Linked DNA regions of Homo sapiens: region 1 is linked to region 2. A link is an interaction called in ENCODE POLR2A ChIA-PET data of the cell type or tissue named here. Cell type or tissue: OCI-LY7. All regions are shown on one strand. Links, peaks and the distances in the headings refer to the core of each region. The heading gives the core; the rest is flanking DNA.

The links. ChIA-PET counts read pairs that join two places held together with the same protein. Peaks named below come from ENCODE experiments on the same cell type or tissue, not always from the same donor. Only the 100,000 strongest peaks of a DNase experiment are listed, where the experiment ranks them.
Region 1: POLR2A ChIA-PET joins it to region 2 with 7 read pairs; 2 of 35 experiments call an interaction of 5 or more read pairs at or near these places.

The regions. Positions count from the first base shown.
Region 1 is chr1:109,729,439-109,735,850 of GRCh38, reverse strand. It overlaps GSTM3 (glutathione S-transferase mu 3), which reads left to right. Exons shown (of 9, transcript NM_000849.5): 9 at 1-1,914. Among named protein-coding and RNA genes, the nearest start is that of GSTM3, 8.4 kb to the left of the region's middle. In OCI-LY7, for the core only: no CTCF peak of the experiment used is centred there; no DNase peak of the experiment used is centred there.
Region 2 is chr1:109,905,421-109,907,920 of GRCh38, reverse strand. LINC01768 (long intergenic non-protein coding RNA 1768) reads right to left here. Exons shown (of 5, transcript XR_001738180.3): 5 at 2,028-2,214. Among named protein-coding and RNA genes, the nearest start is that of CSF1, 4.2 kb to the left of the region's middle. RefSeq lists enhancers at 1,261-1,480, 1,671-1,740. In OCI-LY7, for the core only: no CTCF peak of the experiment used is centred there; a DNase peak (open chromatin) is centred at 1,550.

The DNA.
Region 1 (6,412 bases), core at 3,913-6,412, 180 kb after region 2:
GCCAACATGATGAAACCCCGTTTCTACTAAAAATACAAAAATTAGCTGGGCATGGTGGCATGTGCCTATAGTCCCAGCTACTCAGGAGGCTGAGGCAGGAGAATTGCTTGAACCTGGGAGGCAGAGGTTGCAGTGAGCCGAGATCACGCCACTGCACTCCAGCCTGGCTACAGGGCGAGACTCTGTCTCAAAAAAAAAAAAAAAAAAAAAAAAAAAACATTCAAAGAGACATATACTAAGATGTTCACTGTGGCATTGTCTGTAATGACAAATAAGTGGAAACCGTGTAAATACCTGTCAATACTATGGAGTACCATGTGGCAACGGAAGAATGAGACTGAACTGTGTGAACTAACATGCAAAGATCCCCAAAACAGGCCAGGTGTGGTTGCTCACAGCTGTAATAACAACACCTTCAGAGGCTGAGGTGAGAGGATCAGTTGAGGCCAGGAGTTTAAGACCAGCCTGGGCAACATAGTGAGACCCCTGTCTCCCAAAAATTTTTTTTAATTAGCTGTGCGCAATTGCTCATGCATAGTCCCAGCTACCCAGGAGGCTGAGGTGGGAGGATCACTTGAGCCCAGGAATTTGAAGCTGCAGTGAGCTGTGTTCTTGCCACTGCACTCCAATCTGGGTGACTGAGCAAGACCCTGTCTCTTAAAAAAATAAAAAAGATCTCCAAGCATAGAGAAGAGTCTGGAGGGAAACACCAAACTCATAACAGTCTTACTGCAGGCAAGTGGGATAAAGGCCCAGACTCCATGGTGGAAGTTAAAGGGCATTTCCAAGTTAAGGCTAAGACTTGCTTTTCTAACTAAGAGAATGTGCTCATGCATTGCTTGTGTAGTAGAAACTAGTTTTTAGAAAAGAAAGCAAACTTAAGAAACACTGACTCCTGTGGAGATGACTTGGCACCACTCTCCTTTCACAGAGCAGAGTCTGAATAGTCTTCAGAGATAGGCCTGTGGGCCAGATTGCCATCCCCTATGGACCAGAAGCCAAGGATCTCTCTAGTGATGGTCAGAGGGCCCAAATGGCAGGGATACCCAGTGATGTCAGGAGGAATAGTACAGACAGAAGGTGCTAAGCAGACAATTCAACTGCCATGTTTTGCCACCCCCTGTGAGCAGGGATTAGGTGTTCAGGCCAGTATCTTGGGCATGGGGGAGCCTTTGGCCAGAAGAGGTATAAAGCTCAGAAGTTTTTCAGTCTGATAACTATTGATATAATTTCCATAGTGTGAGGGAGCGGTATGCTCTACCCTTGTGTATTTAAGGCAGGACAGAGAAATTGAGGATGCCCCTGGGGCTAGATCGATGATATGACCAGAAATCAAAAAGGGAATGCATTATTTATTGCTGTGTAACACTGTTAAGAGAGGAGGTAGTTAAGGGATGGATAGGCACATAGAGAGGGAAGGTCTCAGGAGAAGGGATAGAAAGGAACTATGTTCACAAGAACAACGGCAAGACAGTGCCTATACTGCCTCTACAGTTAATAGGAAAAACGGAAGAAGTTACCCTTAAGCTAGGATGTTGCTCAGAAGTGACCATCCCAACTTTGGTGCGGGCACAATAAATCAGCCTAAATGTCCCTAATTTAACCCAGCTCATTATAATGTCATTAAACATGACATTAGCATTGTGGTTTTAGCACCCCCATGGGTTTTGCTTAGGCACTCATGGGTAATAACCAAGATGGAGTCCCTTTGGCAAAACTTAGGCATGCACAGCTGTAGTACCCCAAGAAGAAAATGTTACTTCTCTCATCTGGGCAAAACCCACAGAAGACTTCCCAGCTTCTGCCACATAAAAGACACAGAACACAGACGCCTTACTGGCAACCTGCTTTCAAGACCCCTGTCTTTGCTGAGAGCTTTCCTTTTTCCCAATAAATTCTACTCTGCCCTACTCACTCTCCATGTCCATGTGCCTAATTTTTCGTGGTCATGGGACAATAGCCTGAACCTTGCCATACTCCAGGGGCAAAAGAAGACTTCTACACTATTCCCACAAATTTAGCAGCTAAAACAATACATGTTTATGGTCTCAAAGTTTTGTGGATTAGGAGTCTGGGCACAGCTGAACTGGGTCCTCTGCTCAGGGTTTCATCTGAAAACTGCCATCAGTGTGTCATCCAGAGCTCTGATCTCATCCCCAGGCTCAGTGGGAGAAGGATCTGCCTCCAAGTCTGTGTAATTGTTGATAGCGTCAGTTCTTTGTTCCCTGTGGGACAGAGGCCCTCCATTTCTCATTGGCTGTCGGCTAGAGCCACCTTCAGTTCCTTGCAAAAGGGATCTCCTCAACACGGCCACCCATTTCACCAAAGCTAGTAAAGGAGTCTGCTGGAAGAAGGAACACTACAGTCCTATGTAATCTGATCACAGCAGTGACATCCCATCACCTGTTCTTATTCTATTAGAAGCAAGTCACCGGCCCCACCCACACTCAAGGGCATGAGTACCAGGAGGTAGGATCATGGGGGCCATCTTAGAGTCTGTTCACCACAAGAGAAGAAGGAAGGAAACAGGAGATTGGTCCTGCAGTCCTATGAGAAAAAAATCCTGGGAAAGACAGATGACAGGAGAAAGCAGCAAGGTAGGGAATGAGCAATTTGCAAGGGAGAAGTTTAAAAAGCCCAGGTCTGCAGGTGAAATGTATTTCACATGAATTCCAGATGGACAGATCACATAGGCAAATCACGTTTCAATTTTTTTTAATTATTATGTTTGTTAGTGAAAATCCACTCAACAGTTATGCAAAACCTGGACCTTACTGGCCCAGAAAGCAGGGAAGGCCACTGAGAGGAACAGATCCTTTCCACAAGAGAGGTGGATCCCCAGTTCTCAATCAGCTCCCAGCTCTAACTCTAATATAGGCCAAGAAAAGAATGCCGTAACAACGGCTGCCTTCAGGCAAGTGGCAGATGCAGGGGGGTGGCTGGGGACACATCCAAGGCACAGAGGCACAATAGTGATGGCTTTATACAAGTACCATCAGTAAGGGCTTAAAAGAAAACTTGAAACAGGTGCATTAGATTTGGTGGAGCAGTTCCCCAAAAGTATCAGGGAAATTCATTTGTATTCATTGTTGAAGGTTGAGCAACTGGGCGTTTCTAGTTCAGAAAGAAATAGCTTATGTGATTAAATGAAAGTTTGTTATAGAGTTGTTTCACTGTTACCAGGGAAAGGAGAGAGGGACAGGGATAGGCATGGACACAGATCTGCCTTTAAAGCCAGTTTAAGAAGCACTTATGAAAACACCTGGACTGTGTATAGAGATTGCACATTCCTTATCCTTCAGCTGCAGGACAGGTGGAGCAAATGAACCACGCAGAAAAAGAGGACTTAGGGAGTTCAGATGGATGGTGGGGGAAGGGAATGAAATAAAATTCAGTGGGTAATCTTTCTAATGTGTAAATTTGTTCATGTCACTCCCCTGCTTAAAGGCGTTTAGTGGCTTCTAAAACCTCAGGAAAAAAAACTGTCTTCTCAGGCTTACCTTCACAGCCTCACCTCTGCTCCCTTTCCAGTGACATCCTTGGCATGTGCCCTCCTCCTGCTGCCCTGGAGCACGGGGTCCAGCCTTTCTGAATTTCCAAGGGAGCAGCACTGTGTGGTGCTCAGGAGCATGGACTCCGGAGCCGGGCCGTCTGGGTTCAGATCCTGGCTTTGCCCCTGGTAAATGGTGGCCTCCTGTGCTCAGTGTCTTCTTTGATAAATGAACCCTCCCTCACAAGGTTGTTATGAGAAGGGAGGAGACCACCCCTCATATTGTCTTATGCCCAATTTCTGCCTCAAAGAAAAAGTAGGAGTTAAAGAAAAGACAGAAATGAAATCAGTAGTTAGCCTGGCACTGCATTCCAGGCCTGGTAGTTAAAGATCAACCCCTGACCTAACTGGTTCTGTTATCTATAGATTCCAGACATTGTATGGAAAAGCACTGTGAAAATCCCTGTCCTGTTTTGTTCCATTCTGATTACCAGTGCATGCAGCCCCCAGTCACATATCCCCTGCTTGCTCAATCGATCATGACCCTCTCACACGGACCCCCTTAGAATCATAAACCCTTAAAAGGGATAGGAATTGCTCACTCAGGGAGCTCGGTTTTTGGAGATGTGAGTCCGCCGATGCTCCCAGCTGAATAAAGCCCTTTCCTTCCACAACTCGGTGCCTGAGGGGTTCTTGTCTGTGGCTCGTCCTGCTACAATGAGAATGAAGTCAATATTTCTAGAGCACTTGGGCCAGGCGTGGTAGCTCACACCTGTAATCCCAGCACTTTGGGAGGTGGAGGCAGGTGGATCACTTGAGGTCAGGGGTTCAAGTCCAGCCTGGTCAACATGGCAAAACCCCATCTCTACTAAAAATACAAAAATTAGCTAGGCATGGTGATGCATGCCTGTAATCCCAGCTACTCGGGAGGTTGAGACAAGGGAATCACTTGAATCTGGGAGGCAGAGATTGCTGTGAGCTGAGATCACACCACTGCACTCCAGCCTAGGTGACACCGTGAGACTCTGTCCCAAAAAAAAAAAATTTTAGAGCACTTGAAACAGATCAGTGTTACATAAATTTATAAATACTAATTGCCAAAAAGCACCACATTCACTTTTATATTTTCACACTTTAATACATGCTGTCCCCTCTGCCTCTTGCTTTTCCCCCAACTCCCTTAGCCTTCAAATCAGATTTGAAGTCACATCTGATAATCCCTGTGGTGATGGTCACCAAAGATTTCTGATTGTTTTCCCATTGGGAAAACTTCATGACACTCTTTAACTTAAATGTGGTCTCCTGAGTTGTTTGGCCAATTAAACACAAGTAGAAATTACACACATTTTCCAGGCAGAAGTTTTAAAAGCCAGTGAGTAAGTCACTGTATCTGACCACCACAGTTGTCTAGACTCAGAGCAGGTGCCAAGTTAAAGCCTCCGTCGGCCTAGGTCTCTAAAAGACTACGAATAGCAGGGCCCCTGTTGATCACATCCGACATGAAGGGTAAGTAAGAAATAAGCGTGTATTAAGCCACTAGGATTTGGTTTATCCTGACTGACATTTCTCTACCTCCCACAGGCTAATTTAAATGCACATATTTTAAATTTTTGTTCCCACAGGGTACAATGCTTTCCTCGATCAGGACTTAACACACAACTCCAGTTGTTCATTTAGATGTTAGTCTTTGCTGCTAAATTATAAGTTGCCTGAGAGCAGAGACTATGTCTTATGCAAAATTTTATATTTAGTGCTTGCACAGAGCCTGACACAAAGTAGGCACTCACAACTGTGCACTGATTCCTGTCATTTACTGAGAATTGGAAGAAAAAAAGAAGAGTTTGCTTGATAGGTAAATGCCTAATGCCCTCAAGGAACTTTAAAAAATTCCTCTTTGTTTTGACTGAGAGACAGAACCCAGAAAAACAGAATGCCCTGTCTTAAAACAGAGAGAGTTCAGGTAGAAGTACCTGGAGTCAGAACTGAAGTTCGTATTCAGGGAGGTCTCAGAGGATCAGCAAGGCACTGAGGCTGGAGAGTAGGTTATATGAGTTTGTGAAAGGAAAATATCTTGAGCCCCCAAAATCAGTAAGCTAAAAAGAAAATTCAAACTGGAAACTGCTCAGGACAAACCTACCTCCCATTCTATTCAAAGCCATCCCTCTGCTCATTGAAATAGATGCATATTCTGATTGCCTCCTTTGGAAAGGCCTATCAGAAATTCAAAAGAAGGAAACCATCTGTCTCTCACTTACCTGTGACCTGGAAGCCCAACCCCCTCCCCCCTGCTTTGAGTTGTCCCCACCTTTCTGGATGGAACCAATGTACCACTTACATGTATTGATTGACGTCTCGTGTCTCCCTAAAATGTATAAAACTAAGCCGTGCCCCAACCACCTGGGGCACATGTCATCAGGGCTTCCTGAGGCTATGTCACAGACACACGCCCTCAACCTTGGCAAAATAGACTTTCTAAATTAACTGAGACCTGTCTCAGATTTTCTGGGTTTACATTTTGGTAACCATGAAGGGATTCTGGGTGAAGATGCCCCTGACCTTTGACAAATGTCCTATTGGTGCTTGGTACCAGCATGAGCTAACTTTACGGCTCAAACCAACAGGACAATTTGCTGAGGTCTGAGAGCACCCCCTGCAGAGAATCCCTGATTTCCAAAAATTTGGTTGAGATCTAAAATTTATTTTCCTGTACAACTCCTCTTTTCTTTGGAATTTTACTTGCTTCCAACAAGGAAGGCAAGTTTTCCTGCTTCCATGATGATGGAAGGCAGGAAACTCCTTAATGGAGTTTGAGCTAGCTTCTAACAGGGAAGATGAGTCTTTTTTTTCCTGCTTCTAGAATTGTAGAGAGCAGTCTACAGCCTGAGACACACCACTAGGTAAGAAACTGGTCTGGGATTCTGT
Region 2 (2,500 bases), core at 1-2,500:
AGTCCTGGAGTAAGAGGACTCAGCTCTGCATGCTTACCCTGGACAGCTTAGCTGCTAGCCTCCCTGCTACCAGTGAAGTCATGTCCCAGGCCAGGTTCTGGGACAGGTATAGGGGAATTGGAAGCAACTGAGATTTGGGGTTTTGATAATTTCCTAACGTAGCATCATCAAGAAAGCAGTGCTCAGCTGACCCCAGAGGAGAGTAGAAGGGAGCATAGGAGAGATGCTATTTGCCAGAGGAATGAACCACTGGAGGGAGAAGAGAGATTGAACAGAGGGAAATGGAGATGGATGGCAGGAAGTGGGAGGAAACCCTCATTTGCTGGTTGTCCAAATGTCATTTCCTTGAAACTATTTGACAGCCAATTTCCCCTTGAGATCTTTTCTAGGGAATGGCCTTCTATCATAAAGAGCTTGCTTTCTTCCTTTCTCTTTCTTTTCTTTTTTCTTTCTTTCTCCCCTTATTCATGCATTCCTCCCTTCCCCCTCCCTTTCTTCTTTTTTCTTTCCTACTTTCCTTTTCTTTCTTTTGTTCTCCCTTTCATTCTTCATTTCTTTCTCTTTCCTTTTCTTTCTTTTTGCTATTCCTTCTCTCTTCCTTTCTCCCTTCCTTTTCTCCTTCCTTCCCACCTTTCTCTCTTTCTTCCACCTAAGTGGCTCTGTGGCTCTTTAGAAAGTAGACTGGGGGTGGACAGCAGCTGCCTTGGAAGCTGGGGCTGCAGAGAAAATGCTGCTTTCTTGTCCCAGTGCTACAGAAAGGGCCAGAATGTAGGACTCCTGGCTGACCAGGTTTGGGAGCAGGACGTCAGAGCCAGAGCATCCCATCTCCCAGCCACGCACCTATAGTCATTTGCACTGCAGCCTGCCCTTTCAGTCATGTCTTCTCCCACTTTCAAGGTGAGAGACAGCGTGAAGGGTGGTAAAGCAGCCAGCAGGGAAGGATTTTGGACTGAATGCCCTTGTCAATTAAATGGGAATAGCAGCTTCCTGCCAGCTTCCTAGGGCTGCTGTGAAGCCTTTGTGTTTGGCAAACTACCAAGAGCCAATCTTTGGTACTTTGGAACTATTGATATTTGTCGAGACCACCCCATCCTATGGCTGGGGGAAAGTCAGCTGTCCCCCTTGTCCCAGAGCCACAGAAATACATGGTGGCTTCAGGACTTGTGTCACCCCTGAAGGGCAAGCACTGCTGCAATGCAAGACTGTATCAGCAGCCTGTCCACTTTCCTCTCCCGGAGCTTCCCGCCACAGCCAGGCCCGGCACTGTCTCCTGAACCTCAGCAGGACTGATTCTTAGGTTGCTCTCATGAACTCCTCAGAACTGAAAAATCTAACCCAGAAACTGACAAACATTTATCCACAGTGAATTCTGGCTTCCCAAGTGCCCTCTCTACCTCCCTAAAGTCACAATCCCTCAGCTGAGGACCCTTCTAGAATGAAAGTTTCCAACCTTCATCGGAAAAAGAGAATCACGAAAAGGATGATGTGTCAGCTGGTGCACAAGCATCACAGCAAGCCCACTTCCTATCCTGGCCCTGTGTGACTTCAGAGTAAACGAGGCAGAGAATTACCTAGAAACAGGAAGTGAGAACCTACACTGTCTGTAGTCATCTATTAGTACAATAGACATTTTTGGTGCCTGCTGCATGCCTGGCCTGTGCTTGCCCACACTTCGTTGAATTACATGGCCTCCCTCCTCACAGACTGCCAGGGACACACACATCAAGGGGCAGTGAGTAGGACAATGAAGAAATGTTCCAGTGCCCCAAAGGCCCAGAGTGGCTTGGCTTCAGAAGTCACTTGAAGGAAATCAGAAACCTGGAGTAGAGAAGAGATTGGGAATTAGAAGAAATCAGGTCCTAGATACAGCCAGAGAGACAGACTCCTCTATTCCACTTACATGATTTAAGGTTGTGCTTTGTCTTGGTTCTCTATGTTGGTTTGCCCAGTGCCAACTGGGAGGTCCAAGGTGATGCTTGGATGCTCTGTATGGAGGCCAGGATGGGCAGAGATGGGGGAGGCCCAGAGCAGGAGAGTAAGTGGGGAGAGGACACCTTCCTAAGGTTGCCCCATGTGAAGGAAGGAAAGGCATTGGTGACTCCAACTACAACCAGCAATACTCACTCATTTCTGTGGCTGCCGTGAGCCCCAGGCCGGGGTCCTCCAGCCAGCAGGCAAGTCCCCTTTCCATTGGCTGCTGCTGGGCACTTCTCCCTGGGGGAAGGAAGAGTCTCACAGCCCTCACGAGTGCAGTGTGGTGAGTAAGAGCATTAGCTGTGTAACCGAACTGCTTGGGCTAAAATCCCAGCTCTTCCTCCTGATAGCTCCATGACCCTGGGTAGGGTACCTAAACTTTTTGTGCCTCAGTTTTCTCATCTGTAAAATGAAGTTAATAATGGTGCCTTACTCGGCCGGGCACGGTGGCTCATGCCTGAAATTCCAGCACTTTGGGAGGCCGAGGCAGGTGGATCACGAGGTCAGGAGATTGAGACCATCCTGG